Linked DNA regions of Homo sapiens: region 2 is linked to region 1. Evidence: read pairs that join two places in POLR2A ChIA-PET (ENCODE). Cell type or tissue: CD4-positive, alpha-beta T cell. All regions are shown on one strand. Links, peaks and the distances in the headings refer to the core of each region. The heading gives the core; the rest is flanking DNA.

What was found. ChIA-PET counts read pairs that join two places held together with the same protein. Peaks named below come from ENCODE experiments on the same cell type or tissue, not always from the same donor. Only the 100,000 strongest peaks of a DNase experiment are listed, where the experiment ranks them.
Region 2: POLR2A ChIA-PET joins it to region 1 with 6 read pairs; 2 of 35 experiments call an interaction of 5 or more read pairs at or near these places.

Annotation. Positions count from the first base shown.
Region 1 is chr4:82,209,022-82,219,783 of GRCh38, forward strand. No RefSeq gene overlaps it. Among named protein-coding and RNA genes, the nearest start is that of HNRNPD, 160 kb to the right of the region's middle. In CD4-positive, alpha-beta T cell, for the core only: no CTCF peak of the experiment used is centred there; a DNase peak (open chromatin) is centred at 4,670.
Region 2 is chr4:82,146,894-82,157,655 of GRCh38, forward strand. No RefSeq gene overlaps it. Among named protein-coding and RNA genes, the nearest start is that of HNRNPD, 220 kb to the right of the region's middle. In CD4-positive, alpha-beta T cell, for the core only: no CTCF peak of the experiment used is centred there; a DNase peak (open chromatin) is centred at 6,028.

The DNA of each region.
Region 1 (10,762 bases), core at 2,604-7,603:
ATTTAAGAGTATAAGAGTGAAATTACAAATAAAATGTTAGCAAATATAATTCAACAAAATATCATCTATGGTAACCAAATAAAATTAAGCAGAGAAAACAAGAATGGCCCAGTAATGAGAAACTTATGAACACAATATGCTGTGACGGAAAAAGCCAAACAAGAAGATCCATAATTCACCATTTAATCATTTGCCCCAACTTGTCATTCATTTTTTTATCCTAATATATGAATACATAGAAGTTACTGAAATACTTTCTTTGAATAAGGAAGAATATCAATTTATACTAAAGATGAAATATACATTTATAACATCAATAAATAAAACTCCCCAGCTGCCAAAAAGGCATTTAATAAAATTAACCTCCATGCCTGATTTCATTACTAGCTTTAAAATAGGACAAAAAGGAGAAAAGACTTTGAAGTGAAACAGACCTAGGTCAAATAAAAACACCACCACTAACCTCATGTATACATAGCCCAGTGCTTGGCACATAATAAACACCCAATAAACGAAAAGTAATTTCTATATCAACCAACCAGCCAGCTTCATGCTTAATAAATTCTATAGGCATAATATTAAAATTAGGCACAAAATAAGGAAGCTTTCTATTACCAATATTTAGTATTATATATATGAAACAAAAGTCATGAATGCAGTAAAGGAAAAGACAAAATTATCATTATTTGCAGATGAGTGGCTACCTTGAATATCCAAATAGAGAATTCCAATAACTAGTAAAACTAAAAAAAAAGTTTTAAAAAATGGCTACATAGAACATAATTTTTTAATTTTTATTTATTTATTTATTTATTTATTTATTTATTTATTTTTGAGACGGAGTCTCGTTCTGTCGCCCAGGCTGGAGTGCAGTGGAGCGATCTCGGCTCACTGCAAGCTCTGCCTCCCGGGTTCACGCCATTCTCCTGCTTCAGCCTCCCAAGTAGTTGGGACTACAGGCGCCCGCCACTACGCCCGGCTAATTTTTTGTATTTTTAGTAGAGACGGGGTTTCACTGTGTTAGCCAGGATGGTCTCGATCTCCTGACCTCGTGATCCGCCCGCCTCGGCCTCCCAAAGTGCTGGGATTACAGGTGTGAGCCACCGCGCCCCGCCGAACATAAATATTTTTTAATAAATAACATTCCAATATAGTAGTCTAATTAGATAATATAATCTTAAAACAGATTTTATTTACTATAGAAAGAACAAAAATTTTAAAGGGAAAATTTCCATGAGAAATACAAACATCATGAAAAAACAAAAATATTTATAGAATAATATTTGAGTAAGAATAGGAAAATTATGATAAATATATAAAGGCTTCCAAAATGTATATTTGTATTTAAAATCCCAACAGGATTAAGGAGACTTTAAGTGTTCTGAAATTCATTTGAATAGAATAAACAGGTAAGAATATTTACAAACAAAAATTTGTAAGTTACTGAACTGTATACATGTAAGCTCTCAAAAAATGTGCTGAACCAACTACAAAATTAAGGTAGTTAAAATAATATATATACAAATAATAAACGGCTCATATGCCTAAATTCAAATAAATAATGAGAATTAGACCCTGTGGCCCTAAAACTTAGACCCTAAAAATTAAAAGTATGATATTGTAGTCATTATAAATCAAGAGAGAGGGAAAAATTTACTTAATAAATGATGTTGGGAAAATGAGATGAAAATGTGAAAAAGAGCTGGGCACAGTGCCTCATACCTGTAATCCCAACACTTTGGGAGGCCAAGGTGGGAAGATCACTTGAACCCAGAAGTTTAAGACCACCCTGGGCAACATAATGAAACCCTGTCTCTATAAAAAATAGAAAAATTTAGATGGGCATGGTGGTGTGCGCCTGTAGTCCCAGCTACTTGGTAGGCTGGGGCGGGGGATCTATTGAGCCCTGGAGGTCAAGGCTGCAGTGAGCCATGATTGTGCCGCTGCACTCCAGCCTGGGTGACAGAATAAGACCCTGTCTCAAAAAATAAAACAAAATAAAAATGTGAAAAACAAACTAATAGAGAATTCCCTCTTTTGCCATAACTATAATAATCTCCAGATGGATCAAAAAGTTGAGTAGTTACAGCTTGTAGCATAGAAAAACTCTAAGTGGGTGGAAGGGGAAGGTGCTGGGTGAGGGAGTGCTGATTCTGTCTGTCCCTTCTCTTCCTCTGCTGCAGGCAGAGCCTGGTCACAGACTATGTCTTACTGCACGTGCTTGTGAAGTAGCACCTGCCCCTGGAGTACCAGCTGCTGCTCATTCCTTGTGCATTCAGTGGAAACTGTCTTCCCTGCCCAATAGCCAGGCCTCAGCACTTGCCCTGTCCCTACCTGCAGCCCTTTGCCCCCACACACTCCTCCAGGTCTCCTCCTGACCCCCAGCATCAATTAAGTGTGACAAACAGAAAAAAGAAAAAGAAAAACTATAAAACCTCTAGAAGAAGAAGGAATTCCTAAGCTCAAAAGCAATGAAGAAACAAGATCAATAGCCTTACTGCATAAAAATTGGAAATCTCTCCAAATCAAAAAAAAAATTAAAAGGCATGAACTGAGAAAAAATTAGCTTTTGCAGTAAATGATTAATCTTTTTACAACTTACAGGTTCACATATACAATACGATGAACCTGACAGCCTTATAACAAATAAACAATCCACAAAAGAAACTGCAACTGACAAACCAACATTGGGAAATGTCCTAACAGAAATTAAAGAAATGCAAATAAAACTACAGTAAAAAAGTGCCATGTTTTTTCATGAAATTAGCAAGTGTTTTGTTGAATAATAGTCCATACTGGCAACAATGTTGTGAACCTGATCTTTTTATATACCCCTGTTGAAAATATAAATTGGCATAAACATTTTGAAAGTAATTTAAAATATTTATCAAAGGCCTATCATTCATTCATAACCTTTTACTCAGTAATTCCATTTTGAGAAATTTGTCTCAGAGAAATAAATATAGGAAATGCCTTATGTGCAACGATATTCATTAGAGTATTTATAACAACAAAAATTTGAAGAAAAATCTTAAATACCCAATAATAATGAAAAAGCTAAGTAAATTATGGTTATACTAACTGAATGGAATAATAAGTAGGTATTTCAAATGATGAATGAAACAGTTAAACATGTTATCTATGGGAAGTAAAATTATAAAAAATTTTCATTTGGTACTTAATGCATTTCTAAATGTTTGAATTTGTTATATCTTTCCTGTTATAACAAGAAAAAGGATATAAAGATATTTCCATTTTGAAAATATAGTTGAAATAATAGTTACAAAGATTGTAATAAATAAAAGATGTGCTTGCTATCCTTTCATAAAAAAAATATCTGGAATGAAACTCCTCTAAACTCTAATAGTGTAAGTGTATATTGATGAGAATGTAGATTTTTTGTGTGTTTTCCAAATTATCTTTATTGAATTCAGCAAACATTTATTGAGATCCTAAGCAAAAGGCACTGACTACAACAAAGATGTATAAGGTACTGCATGTTGCTTATTAATGTGCATGAATTATTCTTATAATATTCTGAACAGTCATGTTCTCCCTGCAAAAGAACTCTTAGGAAAAACTGTATGATCACAAACAATCTGCTAAGAGTTTATTATTATATAAGCATTGCGGTATAAAATTGTAATATCCATTTTCAAACGTGTGAGAAAATACTACTAAGATTTAATAATTTTAATTTACAGTAACAACTTCCAAACATCCACTCAATCAAATCTGAAAAAAGAGAGACAGAAATTTATTTCTATTTCTTCAGATCCCTGAGATTTAAACACCTACCTTGATCGCAGAAATTGAAAGCGAAAATTTTTCAGTGCTGGGTACATATAGTAAATATTTTCTACCAGCCTCAAAAGTGAATTTGAACTGAACATGTCCAGGAATTTTAATAAAATATTGACCAGTTTAGCATCTGACCAGCTGAAAGGCAATTTCTTCTGTTATCTTTCCTAACATTCATTCATCTGTTAAATTAAATGAGCTAGAGCATATAAAGCACTTAAAAGAGTGTCCAGCATATTGTAAGCACTCGGCAAAAGTTAAATATTACTTTTAACAATTTAACAAATATTTCTAAGCAACCACTATGCACCAGACATGATGCTTTTAATAAAGCACAGTTATGTGGCTGAAAAGCAGCTCTGAAGAATGGGAAATCCTCTTTTCCCTTCAACATGTTCCTGGGCCCACATCAGATCTCCACAATCAATAACAAAATGTCACCAACAAATGTAGGCAGAATGTCCACACCATTGAAGAGGAAAGAGAAATATGTCTTTCCTTTGCATCTTCTGAAAAGGAGTGGGTCCTTGGTGTGATTGTTACCTGTCCACACTTGGAGCAATCAAAGAGTAGCCAGGAAACAAATATGTAAAAGCCAATGTGGTAACAGAGAAGGATGGTGAAGTCTCTGGAAATAATAGGGGGGGTTCATTGGCTGAATCTGAGGGGGCAATGATGACAGACTTGGTATTGTGTCTGCACAGACCATCCCCAACTTCAAGTTCTTTCTCGACCTCTCCTTACTGACTGCCTCCTAGGCAGGACTGCCTCCTTACTGACACATGCTAACTCATGGCTGAGTGACAGCTCAGAGGAGGAACAAGCCATTCTCTAAGACTCATAGAAGAAAAGGAGTATAAAGAAATCATTTGCAAAGGCTACCGGGATTGAACAAAAGATAGCTTTGCTAAAGAAAACCACATCAAATGTCACTGAAGAGTAACCACAAATCTTAGTTAGAATCTATTTTCTAAGAGGAAGCAGATCCAAAGTTGCACATCTTAATAACCAATATTCATAAATAGCTACCACCCTGCTTCCCTCCCTGCCCCACAAAAAAAAACACCCCTTAATAAGGTAAACACAAAAGTGCTTAACTGATAAATAAGAAAAACAAACATTCTGATTGGCACCACAGGAGGTGAATTTGTGTTTTGACAGTAATAGAATCCAAAACTCTAAACAGTACTGTTAAAAACGCTTAAACAATTTTGTCAATTTCATGCTTCCCCTGCTTCATTACCACATTGCAAGTTGATTAGAGGAATACTACATATGTTTTTATTATAACACCAATAAATTTCTAGGTATTTAATTGCAGCTTAACATCCATCTCTCCAATGAAGGCTGAGGGAGGAGAGGGTGAGCAGCAATGAGGTAATTCCCTCAGCAGCTTGGAAAGTGAGGGAAGCTCGAAGCACGCTAGAGGTGTTTCTCAGCCTCCTTCAGATATAACAGTGAACAGTGTCTTTCCCAGAAAAGGGAATGATCCTCTCTGATTCCTCAGGCAGGTTTCTGAAGTAACAGCCTTGCAGTTTCTCAAGCTAATATTATAAATAAAACATTAATCATTATTAACCCTGCCTGAAAAAAAAGAATGCTGTGCTAAGAAACAATCCACATTTTCCTGGGCCAAATTCAGAATTGTTTACTCTTAAAGAAAACTCTTTGTTCCTTTTACTGAGGTTTTCTGACTCAAGTAAAATCCTCAAAGAATCTTCAAAATTGAAAAATGCCTTGACTGTCAAGAACACCATAGTCAAATACTTGAGTAAAATGAAAACTTGTCTTAAGCTGCCAGACAAGCAGTGTCTTATATTATGTAGCCTGTAATGTAAAATGATGATGTTTAACAACTTGTTTAACTAAAGATTATTTCAATACACAAGACCCAATGCTCTGCCAATTCCTATCCAAACCCAGGAATTCACTCTTAGGTTAAAAAAATATATATATCTATCTATATATATATATACACACACACACGCACACACACACACATATACACACGCACATACATGTATATACACACACACATACATATATATATATATATATATATATACACATACGCACACACACATACATGCATATATACATATATATCTCCTTTAGGAGACACTCAAATCACCCGCTTGGCTTTCTGGTCTTCCAGTAAGTGAAATCCTGATAATCATGAAGAAACAACAATGACCACTAGGCACTTGTGCCTAATTTACCTAACAATTTAAACCTTGGCACTGACAAGTTCTATCTATTATTGATTTTAAAATTCCTCATTATTATAGCCCCTCCAGGTGACATTATTCTTTGCACAGCAAAAGTCATTCAGCGGTGTCAGAAAGGGTTGACAGGTCTGAAATTACACTGCACATTTGCTCCTTAAGAGTATGCAGTGGTCATGCATTTCTTGTTAGGAATGTAAAAACATAAGCATGCATAAAGAGGTTAGACAAAATGAGTTCATTTATTAGTCAGCTTCACCAGCCCTCCAAAGAGGCAAAATAACTTAAACTCACACAACACCTTTCATGCATTATCTTCAGAGCAGCAGAATTCAAATCTCATACACTACAGCAGGAAAAGTTTCACTAATTTCAATTACTATTATTTTAACCTCTTCTGAATGGATGACTCAGAAAAAACAAAGACTAAAGTGATAAATTAGACAGAAAAACATAGCCACAAACAAAATATCTTCAACTTTCTAGTTCAGCAAATAAGATTATAATTTATACTAGTATCATGTTTTATAGTTTACTAATAACACTTAAATATATTACTGTATATTTGATTCTCACAACAGCCTACTTAAGATAATATTAGGTCATCCTATAAAAATTATGGAATATTATACAGTGAGGCAAAAGAATAATGTAGAACTAATGGGATGGAAATATATCCATAACATGTTGAATGTAAAATGCTGGCTTCAAAACAGAATGGATTTCTTGGTCCTATTTTTATAAAAAGATGTATGTAAATATCTATATACAGATATATATACACATCCATATACATACATACTTGCATATGCATATATAAAGAGAGATAATGGCTAAAAAGAAATCAACCAATTGTGGTCTCTGTGTTATAATTACTATCTTTCCTCTAGTTTATTTTATCTTTTGATATTTCTGCAATGAATATGTATTACATGTATGATCAGGAAAAGATAATCATATGATGAGGTCATCTTATTTTTCTCAATAAGAATTTTTTTTAGTGAACTTCAATAACTACAGCTTAATACCATGGAGAAATGGGACCTTTGAACTGCTTTTAAAACAAGCATTTCTGGAAATATCAGAGTTCACTGAACCTTACAATCATCCATAGTCTTAAGGTCTGCTAGTTAGGATAATCATCACAAAATATACATTGAGTGATGTCTTAGCATGAATCCTTCAGGAAGCAGAATTTGAGGTAAGAATTAAAGTGCTAAATTTTTATTAGGAAGTTGCAAGCCCAAAAAGGCTTCAGTGAGAGGAAAGGGAAGGGACGAAAGGAAAGATGTGAAGCAATGCATTGCTGCGTCACCTAGGAAGGTGGAACCAGCCACCAGCCAGTTCACAACAATCTGCAGAGACACAACAGCTCACTCAACAGGAGTTCACTTGGTACAGGGACTTCTCTGTAATTGGCTACAAGAAGAAACCATCCTGGAGCAGTACAGTAAAGGAAAAAAAGAGGAAGGCTTATTTACCCAGTTCTCTATTGTCTCCAGTGTCTGTTAATCAAGTTCCATTTGGAACTGACCATCTCACCCCTCAGAACCTTCTCAGGAGGCTAGATCCCATGCCTTGAGCAGTATTGTAGCCAAATATGAGAGTAAAGAAGCAATTCCATGCAGGTGGGGCCCAGCATTTGCATTGTGAGTGCTAAACAGAGCCAGAGCTTCAACTCAGATTCCAAAAAGCAAAGGAACCACCAAAGGTGGCAGCACTGAAATGAAGGTGACTCCTTCAAGAGAAGGAGAGTCTTCTCAATGAACTTGAGAAAGGGTTAAAGGTTTATTGAGAAAGGCTTAAAGGCTTATGTCTAATATAAATGTCTTGCTAGTTCTTAGAAATAGTTGGTCATTTTGTTACTTTTTAGTTAATGCTGAAATGAGTTAAGACTTTGGCAAACTGTTGGGAAGGCGTGATTGTATTTTGAACTAAGGCAGAGGTTAAAAAAGTTTGGAGGGCTCAGAAGAAGACAGAAAGATGTGGGAAAGTTTGGAACTTCCTAGGGACTTGTTGAATGGTTTTGACCAAAATGCTTATAATGATGTGGACAATGAAGTCCAGGCTGAAGTGGTCTCAGATGTATATGAGGAACTTCTTGGGAACTGGAGAAAAAGTCACTCTTGCTATGCTTTAGCAGAGACTGACAGAATTTTGCCTCTGCCCTGAAGATCTGTGGACCTTTGAACTTGAGAAAAATTATCTGAAATTGGAACTTATGTTTAAAAAGGAAGTCAAGCATAAAAGTTTGAAAAAATTTGCAGCCTGACAACGTGATAGAAAAGAAAAACCCGGTCTCAGGTATTTCTTTATAGCAGTGTGAGAACAGATTAATACACTCCTGCTCCAACTAACACATCCCTGGGGACAGGGTGGTAAGAAAAAAGTAGCAACATCTATATCAGGAAAGCAAAGACTTCCTCCAAAACCCTCAGCAGACCTCTGTTCACTTTTTATTGGCAAAATAGTGTCAGAAGGCCACACCTCTGTAAAGGTAAATTGAGAAAATTAGCATTCCAAGCTCCATAGCAAAGGAAGTAGATGTTGGAAGACTGCTGAACGTACCAATCTAGATAATATCCTTCAAATACCTGTTCCTGACCAATGAATTCCTATGGTCAGCCAGACCTGGGTCTTAATTTTTCATCTCAGTGTCAGGGGACAGCAGTGTTCTGTGATCAACTCAAGGACCACATGAAATAGAACTGCCACTCCCAAAAAGACTAATCTTACCAAAGAAAGGTATAGAAAAGCACCCTGGAGAGAAATCATTAGCATTACCACAATGATTACAAAGATCAATAAAATACACACACATATGCACACAAACACAGACACACACACACACCCAAGCTGCAAAAAGTTGACAATTCTTTAAAAATCACACCATTAATTGTGTTTCTCTTGTAGGGTAGAGGTACAGAGAACAGGATCACTTTCATTTCTTTATGCAGCTCCCAAAAATGGTTGAAAAGTTACAGGTGGTTTTTTTCTTTTCTTCGGCTTTTTTTTTCAGTATCTTTTAACTAACAAAGAAAATTTTAAATTATTGGTAGTAATGTGATAACAAACCAAATTTTGTTAAAGGAAGAGATAGGATTAATCCAGATCTTTTAAAAAATGATGATTCTACAAATTATCATCATGAGGCAATATTTATTAGGAAGGGTATCAAAGAGAACAAAAACTGGATAAAGAAAGAATCATGAATAATGAAAACTAATCTCTCCCATTTAGTTTTCCCTACATCTGTCTGGATGAAATTACACCTACTAAATATTGACTTTGCTTCTAAGGCATGTGACATATTTTATTTGACATAGATCACTGCATTTAACCTTCAGGTAAGGATGGAGCCAGCACATCTCACTCAGTGACACAGAAGAAAGTGATGCATAAAGAGGTGAAGTGATGAATCTGGGCTCAATTTTCACATAGTAATTGCCTTATAGATCCCTCTGCCACCTACTGGGAGGCCTGGGCAACTGAGTTTGCTGTGGCTGCTTTGCAACCAGTTTATATTCCTACCCAAAGAGAAAGGGTCCTTCACCTAGGGCATTGTGAACCTGGATGAGGAAAAGATTATCTTTTTTTCACAAACCCCGAACTTAAGTTTCTTTCCATCATGATGCAGGGCACAAGCCACAGTACTTTTAGCAGCGCCTATGAATTTGTCACCCATCAAAAGCCCAAAGATTTCCATGTCACATCACATTGTTGTTGGTTCCTCACCACATCATTTACAAACATCTCTACTTCAAAATCACAGCAGCTATTAGACCTACTGTAATATCACCAGATTTCAATAAAATTGGTTTTCTTTGTAATCCTATATATTTCATTTGATGCATCCAAAAACATTCTTCTGACTTCCAAAGGAATCCATGGCACCAAAAAAGGAAACAAATATCAAAATCCTCTACATAGAGGTATCTCAAGCACTGGGGCATCTGTAGAAGCCTCTGAAGACCTTCCTAACAGCTTCCTTAGGTCTCAGGGGAAAAAAAAAAACACTTTTGTTTCAGGCCTGCCCTGGTGTGTGACCACAAAACATCAGACCTATGGCTTGGGGTACAGGTTTGTCCTGTGTTATAAACACAATGAATCAAGTCTCAAATCTTCATTTGGTGCTTTTCTTCTTCCAGAGGGTCTCTCAAGAGAACCCTCTACTCCCACTGCTCTCAGGGAGCATCACACATTGACTGGGTCACACACAAAGCAACTGCCATTTCTCCAATGTAATCACAGACACTGCAGCAGTACAATAGCTCACACTCAACATTCCAAGACACAATCAATAAAACTAGAAGCCATGTGAAAAGGTTAAAACCTATCAGTATTTCCTCTTTACCTGTTGAAATACGCCCTTCCTAGAGAGAAAATTACAGGTATTTCCTTTTTCTCCCCAGAGATAAGGGCTCTGTCACCCAGGCTGGAGTGCAGTAGCACCATCATAGCTCACGGCAGCCTCGACCTCCTGGGCTCAGGCCATCCTCCCGCCTCAGCCTTTCAAGTAGCTGAGACCACAGGCATGCACAATATGCCCGATTAATTTTTTTAAGTCTTTGTAGATGCAGGGTCTGGCTGTGTTGCGCAGGCTGATCTTGAACTCCTGGCCTCAAGCAATCCTCCTACCTTGGCCTCCCAAGGGTATTTCTTCTACTACACAAATTAGCTGTCACTTTTGGTGTTTTCCTATGGGTTTTGAAGTCAAACAGAACTGGTTTTGAATA
Region 2 (10,762 bases), core at 3,657-8,656, 61 kb before region 1:
CTTCTGAAACTAAAAAAACAAAATTAAATCCCTCTCCTGCATAGCAAATAGGATAAATATAATCTTGGTATGAAAGTATTCAACACTCTGTTTTGACATGGGTTCCAGATTCCCCACCATCCAGTAGCCTTCCTTCTGACACACAGTTGTCATCACTGCCCTTGTAAAAGGCTGGCACTTAGAAGTAAGCACTGTACCTGCATTGGTCTAATTTATTTATTGATCAGACCAAGGACTCTATTTCCCTTGATCTAAACCAGGAGTTCTGAGTCTGTCCTGTTTTTTCCTGGTTTTCCCTCAAGTTTCCTTTGTTCACCTGTTAGACGGTAGTGCTCCCAGGGGTTCTGCTGTCAGCCCTCAAATAGCCTCAGTAGTACGTATGCTTTCTCAAGATAGGTCCATCACAATTCATGGGCTCAAAAGCTATCTGTAAGCTGGCTTTCATGACTCCCAAAACCATATCTCTAGCCCTCACCCCTAAACTTACCTAAGTCAAATGCTGAATGAACAGTTCAACTAGATATCCCACAGAACTCATGCTCGACATGCCCCAAACCAATCTCAATATTTTACCCTATAAACTAGATCTTCTGTCTGCATTCCCTACTCTGGATACCAGCTCTATTTCCTCCCTAGCCAGAAATTACCAAAATATATCTCAAACCTTTCAATTCATATCTACCTCCTTTGCTGCCACACTAGTACCACCCTGGTCCAAACTATCAACATCTCTTTTCTGCACAACCCTATGGTTTCTTAATTGATTTCCCTACTCTTCTCCTTCTCCCTACTCCAATAAAATCCCAATTTATTCTTCAAATAGCAGTCAGAGCAACCTTTCTAAAATGCAAGTATGATCATGTCACTCCTCTGCTTAAAAACCCTTTGATGGCAGAAGTATGCCATGTAAATGGGGCTGTGGCGGGAAGAGATGTTGGAGAGGCAAATGTTGGACACATCAAAAGTGATGCTAAAAAATAAAAATGAATAAATACAATTTTTAAGTGATGCTAAGGAGAATTATGTCCTCATATGCACAATTCCTGGGTCTCACTATGCAGATCTTAAAAATGGGTGACAGTGAGAAATCAGAAAATCCTATATTGGCTTGACTGATTTGTATAGGAAAGGGCCAAAATTTACTCTAGGAAAATAGATCCAGAAGGTAAGAGAGTAGGGACAAGAAAATAAAGGCCAGGCCAGGCGCGGTGGCTCACGCCTATAATCCTAGCACTTTGGGAGGCTGAGGCAGGCAGATTATCAGGTCAAGAGATCGAGATCATCTTGCCCAACATGGTGAAACCCCGTCTCTACTAAAAATACAAAAAAATTAGCTGGACGTGGTGGCACGCACCTGTAGTCCCAGCTACTCAGGAGGCTGAGGCAAGAGAATCACTTGAACCCAGGAGGCAGAGGTAGCAGTGAGCTGAGATCGCGTCACTGCACTTCAGCCTGGTGACAGAGCAAGACTCCATCTCAAAAAAAAGAAAGAAAGAAAGAAAAAGAAAGAAAAGAAAAGAAAGGCCAGTAAGTTCTGCTTTTGAAGTTCCAAAGAATTTGGGGAGAGTAAGAGTAATTAGAGTCATCTACCACACCCTGATACATGAGACTTTAGCAAGATAGACAGGTAGAAGGCTTTTAGAAGTTTTGCAGTGTGTTATAAATGTCATCTCCATTTGGCATTATCGAAGAGATTATAGTAAAAACTTTAATTGCTTTGCAATTGTTTTTAGATGTTAGACTGGTACTTCTGTGGCTAGAACAATGAACAGAGAAAGGCCCTATTGTTAGAACAAAGAAGCCCAGTGCCACTGGAATTAAATACATAATAGAGTCAGATATTCTACCTGCGAAATCTGTCTAGTATTTAGAATGGTATTAAATACATCCATGCTTTAAGGTGCCATATCTAAAGTATTATGACTTCCACATGCTCTGTTCTACTCTACCCTCAACTCCCAACCAAGCATGAAAACCACTGATCTTGACTTGATAATATTATTAAAGTACAAAACACATACCTATCTGATTGCAAGCTTATAATATGCTACAACACAAATATCACAGATCTCTCACTGTAAAAGTTTATTTGTAGCATATCATAGCCCCACTATAGATATTTTACCCTTGGAGTGCAACCCAGCTATTCTTACTGGGCCTACTTAGAGATCATTTAAGTGCCACCTTTATTATCACACCTAACAAGCCTTTCCACTGGCAAATTGCCTCTATCATAATAGCTTCCACTTTCAGATGAGAAGGACTCAACAGGTCTTCCTGAAACTGATGATGTGCCTGGACTAATATTTTTGTAAAAACAAAAGTGGCATGGGAAATTAGAGAAGGCAGGAAGGAGTCTATCAGTGAGAATGCATCTTCTACCAACAGGTTTTCTTCTTAGACATTGTGTTGAAATGAGGCACTACCAGAGAGAAGAACCACTTGATTTGTATTCCACAACCTGTAGGTGACCATGGCAGGTATTCTGGACCCAGGCATGAGGATTTAGATCAGATTGCATACAGAGGATCCATTCTAGCAGGCATGGCCTATGGAGGCGTGCTCTAGGCTTATAAACCAGAGAACTTTGAAGAGCATGACTACAAATGGTGAAATTTTAAAATATATCTGGACCAGAGGAGAGCATCTCTATAGCTCTCTTATTAGATCAAATAGTCCAAGGGATCTTGAAACAGACCCTGTGGGTGGTCCTCTGGCTAAGGAATCACTTGGGTTTAAAGTGGACCTCCTTTCTCTGTCAAGAGAGATAATCTTTGCTGAGGTAAATCACCCTTAAGTTGGCATGAACAATTAAATAAATTTATTAGCTCACAGCTCTAACAGCATTGGTCAGATATGGTCTGGTCAGGGTTCTGGCTCATTTCTCTTTCTTCTTTTTCCATATGTCTTCTTCAAGTTGGCCATAGTAGTTTCAGGCCTAACATCATAAACATGTCCAGAGGAAGAGTAAGCATCTCTCCTGGAGGCCCTCTCTTAAAGAAACCACTCTATCCAAGATCCCCAGCAGGCATCTGTTATTGTGACACATGTCTATTCCAGAATCAATCACTGTGGCAGTAGACAGAATTATGTTGATGCCATTCAGGGATTCCCAGGAAACAGGGATGTGCTCAGCTTCCCCTAGTGCCCATGGACTGTTGTGACAAAATTGGATTCTTGTATTAAAAGGAGGGTGCTCTGGGGAAAGGGGAGAAGACTAATGATAGCCTTTGCATTTCCTGGGGTAGCTTTGTGCTACCTGGCTGTGTCCTTTTCTCTGTCCACTCTCTTGGGGTCCAGGAAGGATAACAATAGTCAGATCAACAGTCCAGAGAAGTCTTGGGTTCTGATGTGGGTTTTAGCCAAGGCAGTGGGCTTGCCTTGTGCAATTTATATAGAACTGAAAACCACTGACCCATTTCATTTATGTGCCTAATTGTCAGTTCTACATTCTGCACAGGCCTTTAACAGCTCTGTGCTCAATCTCTTTGAAATTGAGAGTATAGAGTAATACCAATAAGGAAGTCATATCTTTACACCACCTATCTTCATTCTTCATTGTCTTTAAACAGGAATATTCAACTATTTAATATGATGATCATTTCCAGCCTTTGATAATTTTTCCATTTTCTCTCTTTTTCAAAGCTTTTAAATTGTAATAAAGCTTTAAAGACTGAGCTACCAATAGTTTCATTTGTCTATCTTTCAACTATAATGAATACAGATGGGCAGAGAGGGAAAGAAATCCAGGATTTGGTCTGATCCTATAATCTTTCTCATTTGTTTGTGAAAGGTTGAATAATTCCAGATGAATACCTTAACAATGCCAGTGTTTTCTCATCCCAGTGATTTATTTTCCCATCGACACTAAAGAAATATTTAATATAATGTGCATATATAAACTATAAAATGATAATAACCCCCATATGAAAAGTTGTAAGTAACAAACATAATCAGAAGTAATGTGTAGGATTTTATGCATATATACACATCACTAAATACAGAACCATTTTCTAGAAAATAGGCGACAAACCTCACTAAATAAAAAAATACTGTGAGCACATTTTCTGCCCCATAGAATATGAAATCATCTTGTTTTTCTTTCTAACCATAGCTGTCCAAATATTATGGGTGACATACCCATATGTGATAAGCTGTGACATTAAAATTCTTCCATTGAAACCCACTTTGAACATTTCACTTTACTTCCCTCCATTTTACTCAGTCATTTTCAGTCTAGTTATGTAACATGAAAAGAAATTTATTTTGGCTCGCTCATATCTCTGCAGAATTGTTGCTTCCTACATAAATTTTACACTATTTTCCCAGTCCAAAAAAATGTCAAACCCCAAGTGTTCTAGGTTCAAGGGAGGAGGAAGAATGACTAAATCAGTTCAATTTTCCTTGGTTTGGTGGTACATTGCGGTGCAATGCTTAACTAGGACAATGCAACGAATAAGGGGGATGATATATTAATATGGCATACATGATGATAAGTAATGGTATAATCCACAGTGAGCTCTGTCTACTAAATGAGAGAAACTGCATGAAGGTGACAAAACATTTACAATGATGGAGCATAAATAAGCTCTTGGAGAAAATTTTCTGAGTGGTGAGTAGTTTTGTAGGAAACTTGTTTATTTCTTATTGACTTTCATCTATCTCTTTCTGAAAGAGTCTATTATTCCAATTCCACCTTGTTGTCAACACTCTGACATTCAGGAGAATATTATTTCCTCTTTAATATTCTGGCTCAAATGTGAACAAAACCAAAATCCACTTCATTTGTCCCCAGACCATAAAAGTTAATTTCTAAGTTGGATTAAAAGACATAAGAAACCTAAAAAGATGTAAACTTATGAAGTATAGTTTCCTGATCCCAGCTGACTTACGTAGTTGGTTCAGAAGCCCTGTTTTATTTAAAATCCTATCTCAGATGTGCTAAAAGACTAAGGAAAGGACTTGATTTACTCACACTGTGCCAAAAATAAATGCCCCATTTAAAAAAAAAAAAGACTAAGGAAAGAAATTCAGGGTGATTTTGCCTATAATTGGGGCAAGTTTAAAATAAGAGAACTTGTGACATAAGGAGATAGTTCAATTGTAAAAAGTAATTATTTTATAAATTGGCATATATTTTTATTCAATCTCAAGCATATTTAAATAAATATTCTCATCATAATTTAAAGCAGTCATTATGTTTACTCCAGAAATTCTTGAGTACCAAGAATATAGTCCTTTGAGAATTAAAGGCATAGGAAAGAGTGTTCATTAATGCATACAGTGATTAGACCAAACATGTTGTTGAAAACTACTTGAAAAACTGAATAAATATTTTTAAAAATCTGTTTGAGGGTATCAGAGAGATAGTAAAGCATTGAAGAATTGCATAGCCATCATACAGAATAAGGAAACCCAAGAAGTGAGCCGGGACATCTGAGCCGCTTGTCTACCGAAGAACTCTGCCAGTGTTCCAGGAGAAACAGCTGAGAGGCTCAGAAGCTCATCAGAGGTCTCAACAGACTAACAGGGCTATGATGACAAAAACTGGAATTCAGGGTCCACTGGGAAGTGGGTAGCAGCTGACAAATCTTCTGGCATTGGGTTGAGATCCTGAGGACCTACCCACTATGAGTGTAAGAATAAACTAAAAACAAATCAGCAGAGGTTGAAACTCAACTTCTTATCATTTCAAATGATGATTTGATTAAGAAGATCTGGGATTGCTAGTGTATCTAGCCTACATAAATGCAAATATAAATTTTCCTTGAGAGGGAGATAACATCTAGAGCCACAAATTATCTCTAGTTTTTCATAATCTTTAGCACTCAGTCAAAATTACCAAGAAACATTAGAAGACAAGACAATGTGACTGAAGACAAAAGTAAACAACTAGAGATAAAGAAATGTGTTCTCATCATTTAGCTTTTACTTATAAGTGAGAACATGTGGTATTTGGTTTTCTGTTCCTGTGTTTGCTAAGTTTGCTAAGAATAATGGCCTCCTGCATCAACAAAAAGGACACCCACGCAAAAACCACATCAAAAGGTAATCAGCATCAAAGATCAAAGGTAGATAAATCCATAAAGATGAGGAAAAACCAGCACAAAAATGCTGAAAATTCCAAAAACCAGAATGCCTCTTCTCCTCCAACAGGATCACAACTCCTCGCCAGCAAGGGAACAAAACTGGATGGGGAATGAGTTTGATGAAATGAAAGAATTAGACTTCAGAAGGTGGGTAATAACGAACACCTCCAAGCTAAGGAAGCATGTTCTAACCCAATGCAAGGAAGCTAAGAGCCTTGAAAAAAGGTTAGACAAATTGCTATCTAGAATAACCACTTTAGAGAAGAACATAAATAACCTGATGGAGCTGAAAAACACAGCACAAGAACTTCGTGAAGCACACACAAGTATCAAAAGCTGAACTGATCAAGTGGCAGAAAGAATATCAGAGATGAATATCAACTTAATGAAATAAAGCATGAAGACAAGATTAGAGAAAAAAGAATGAAAAGGAACAATCAAAGCCTCCAATAAATATGGGACTATGTGAAAAGATCAAACCTACAATTGACTGGTATACCTGAAAGTGACGAGGAGAATGGAACCAAGTTGGAAAACACACTTCAGGATATTATCTGGGAGAACTTCCCCAACCTAGAAAGACAGGACAACATTCAAATTCAGGATATACAGAGAACACCACTAAGATTCTCCTCAAGAAGAGCAACCCCAAGACACATAATCATCAGATTCACCAAAGTCAAAACTAAGGAAAAAATGTTAAGGGCAGCCAGAGAGAAAGGTCAGGTTACCTACAAAGGGAAGCCCATCAGACTAACAGAGAATCTCTCTGCAGAAACTCTATAATCCAGAAGAGAGTGGGAATCAATATTAAACATTCTTAAAAAAAAAAAAGAATTTTCAACCCAGAATTTCATATCCAGCCAAACTAAGCTTCATAAGTGAAGAAGAAATAAAATCCTTTACAGACAAGCAAGTGCTGAGGGATTTTGTTACCACCAGACCTGCCTTACAAGAGCTCCTGAAGGAAGCATTAAATATGGAAAGGAAAAACCAGTACCAGCCACTGCAAAAACATGCCAAATTGTAAAGAACATCAATGCTATGAAGAAACTGCATCAATTAATGGGCAAAATAACCTGCTACCATCCTGATAACAGGATCAAATTCACATATAACAATATGAACTGTAAATGTAAATGGGCTAAATGCCCCCATTAATAGACACATACTGGCAAACTGGATAAAGAGTCAAGACCCATTGGTGTGCTGTATTCAAGAGACCCAACTCATGTGTGTGTCTTTACACACATAGGCTCAAAATAAAGGGATGGAGGAATACTTACCAAGCAAATGGAAAGCAAAAAAAAAAAAAGCAGGGGTTGCAATCCTAGTCTCTGATAAAAGAGACCTTAAACCAACAAAGATCAAAAGAGACAAAGAAGGCCATTACATAATGGTAGAGGGATCAATGCAGCAAGAAGAGGTAACTATCCTAAATATATATGCACCCAATATAGGAGCACCCAGATTCATAAAGCAAGTTCTTAGAGACCTACAAAGAGACTTAGACTCCCGCACAATAGTAGTGGGAGACTTTAACATCCCTCTGTCAATATTAGACAGATTAATGAGACAGAAAATCAACAAGGTTATTCAGGACTTGAAATCAGCTCCAGACCAAGCAGACCTAATAGACATCTACAGAACTCTCCACCACAAATCAACAGAGTGTACGTTCTTCTCAGCACTACATTGCACTTATTCTAAAGTTGACCACATAATTGGAAGTAAAACACTCCTCAGCAAATGCAAAAAGAACAGAAATCATAACAAACAGTCTCTCAGACCCCTGTGCAATCAAATTAGAACTCAGGACTAAGAAACTCACTCAAAATTGCACAACTACATGGAAACTGAACAAACTGCTCTTAAGTGTCTACTGGGTAAATAAAGAAATGAAGGCAGAAATAAAGATGTTCTTTGAAACCTATGAGAACAAACATACAACTTACCAGAATCTCTGGGACACAGCTAAAGCAGTGCGTACAGGGAAATTTATAGCACTAAATGCCCATAGGAGAAAGTGGGAATGATCTAAAATCGACACCCTAACATCACAATAAAAAGAATTAGAGAAGCAAGAGCAAACAAATTCAAAAGCTAGCAGAAGACAAGAAATAACTAAGGTCAGAACAGAACTGAAGGAGATAGAGATAAGAAAGACCCTTCAATAAATCAATGAATCCAGGAGCTGATTTTTTTAAAAGATTAACAAAATAGACCGCTAGCCAGACTAATAAAGAAGAAAAGAGAGAAGAATCCAATAGACACAATAAGAAATGATAAAGGGGATATCACCACTGATCCCACAGAAATACAAACTACCATCAGAGAATACTATAAACACCTCTATGCAAATAAACTAGACAATCTAGAAGAAATGGATAAATTCCTGTACACATACACCATCCAAAGACTAAACCAGGAAGAAGTCAAATCCCTGAATAGACCAATAACAAGTTCTAAAATTGAGGCAGTAATAAATAGCCTACCAACAAAAAAAGCCCAGGACCAGACGGATTCACAGCCAAATTCTACTAGAGGTATAAAGAGGAGCTGGTATCATTTCTTCTGAAACTATTCCAAACAATAGAAAAAGAGGGACTCCTCCCCAACTCACTTTATGAAGCCAGCATCATCCTGATACCAAAACCTGGCAGAGGCAAAACAAAGAAAGAAAATTTCAGGCCAATATCCCTGATGAACATCATTGTGAAAATCCTCAATAAAATACTGGCAAATCAAATCCAGCAGTACATCAAAAAGCTTAACTACTACGATCAAGTCAGCTTCATCCCTGGGATGCCAGGCTGGTTCAACACATGCATATCAATAAATGTAATCCATCACATAAACAGAACCAGTGACAAAAAACACATGATTATTTCAATAGATGCAGAAAAGGCCCTTGATAAAATTCAACACCCCTTCATGATAAAAACATTCAATAAACTAGGTATCAATGGAACATATCTCAAAATAATTAGAGCTATTTATGACAAACCCATAGCCAATATCATACTGAATGGGCAAAAGCTGGAAGCATTCCCTTTGAAAACTGGCACAAGACAAGGATGCCCTCTCTCACCACTCCTATTCAACATTGTATTGGAAGTTCTGGCAAGGGCAATCAGACAAGAGAAAGAAATAAAGGGTATTCAAATAGAAAGAAAGGAAGTCAAATGGTCTCTCTTTGCAGGTGACATGACTGCATATTTAGAAAACCCCATCGTCTCAGCCCAAAAACTCCTTAAGCTGATAAGCAACTTCAGCAAAGTCTCAGGACACAAAATCAATGTGCAAAAATCACAAGCATTCTTATACACCAATAACAGACTATCAGAGAGCCAAATCATGAGTGAACTCCCATTCACAATTGCTACTAAGAGAGTAAAATACCTAGGAATACAACTTACAAGGGATGTGAAAGACCTCTTCAAGGAGAACTACAAAGCACTGCTCAAAGAAATAAGAGAGGACACAAACAAATGGAAAAACATTCCATGCTCATGAATAGAAGGAATCAATATCATGAAAATGGCCATACTGCCCAAAGTAATTTATAGATTCAATGCTATCCCCATCAAGCTACCACTGACTTTTTTCACAGAATTAGAAAAACTACTTTAAATTTCATATGGAATCAAAAAGAAGCCTGTATAGCCAAGATAATCCTAAGCAAAAAGAACAAAGCTGGAACCATCACACTACCAGACTTCAAACTATACTGCAAGGCTACAGTAACCAATACAGCATGATACTGGTACCAAAACAGATATATAGATCAATGGAACAGAACAGAGGCTTTAGAAATACCACCACACATCTACAACCATCTGATCTTTGACAAACCTGACACAAGCAATCAAGAAAGGCTTCCCTATTTAATAAATGGTGCTGGGAAAACTGGCTAGCCATATGCAGAAAACTGAAACTAGACCCCATCCTTTCATTTTATACAAAAATTAACTCAAGATGGATTAAAGACTTAAACGTAAGACCTACAACCATAAAAAATCCTAGAAGAAAACCTAGGCAATACCATTCAGGACATAGGCATGGGCAAAGACTTCATGACTAAAACATCAAAAGCAATGGCAACAAAAGCCAAAATTGACAAATGGGATCTGATTAAACTAAAGAGCTTCTGCACAGCAAAAGAAACTATCATCAGAGTATACAGGCAACATACAGGATGGGAGAAAAATTTCACAATCTATCCATCTGACAAAGGACTAACATCCAGAATCTACAAGGAACTTAAACAAATTTACAAGAAAAAAGCTAACAACCCCATCAAAAATTGGGCAAAGGATATGAACAGACACTTCTCAAAAGAAGACATTTATCCAGCCAATAAACATATAAAAAAAGCTCATCATTAGTGGACATTAGAGAAATGCAAATCAAAACTACAATGAGATACCATCTCACACCAGTTAAAATGGCGATCATTAAAAAGTCAGGAAACAACAGATGCTGGGAGAAGGTGGAGAAATAGGAACACTTTTACACCGTTGGTGGGAGTGTAAATTAGTTTAACCATTGCAGCAGACAATGCGACAATTCCTCAAGGATCTAGAACCAGAAATACCATTTGACCCAGCAATCCCATTACTGGGTATATATCCAAAGGATTATAAATCATTCTACTGTAAAGACACATGTAT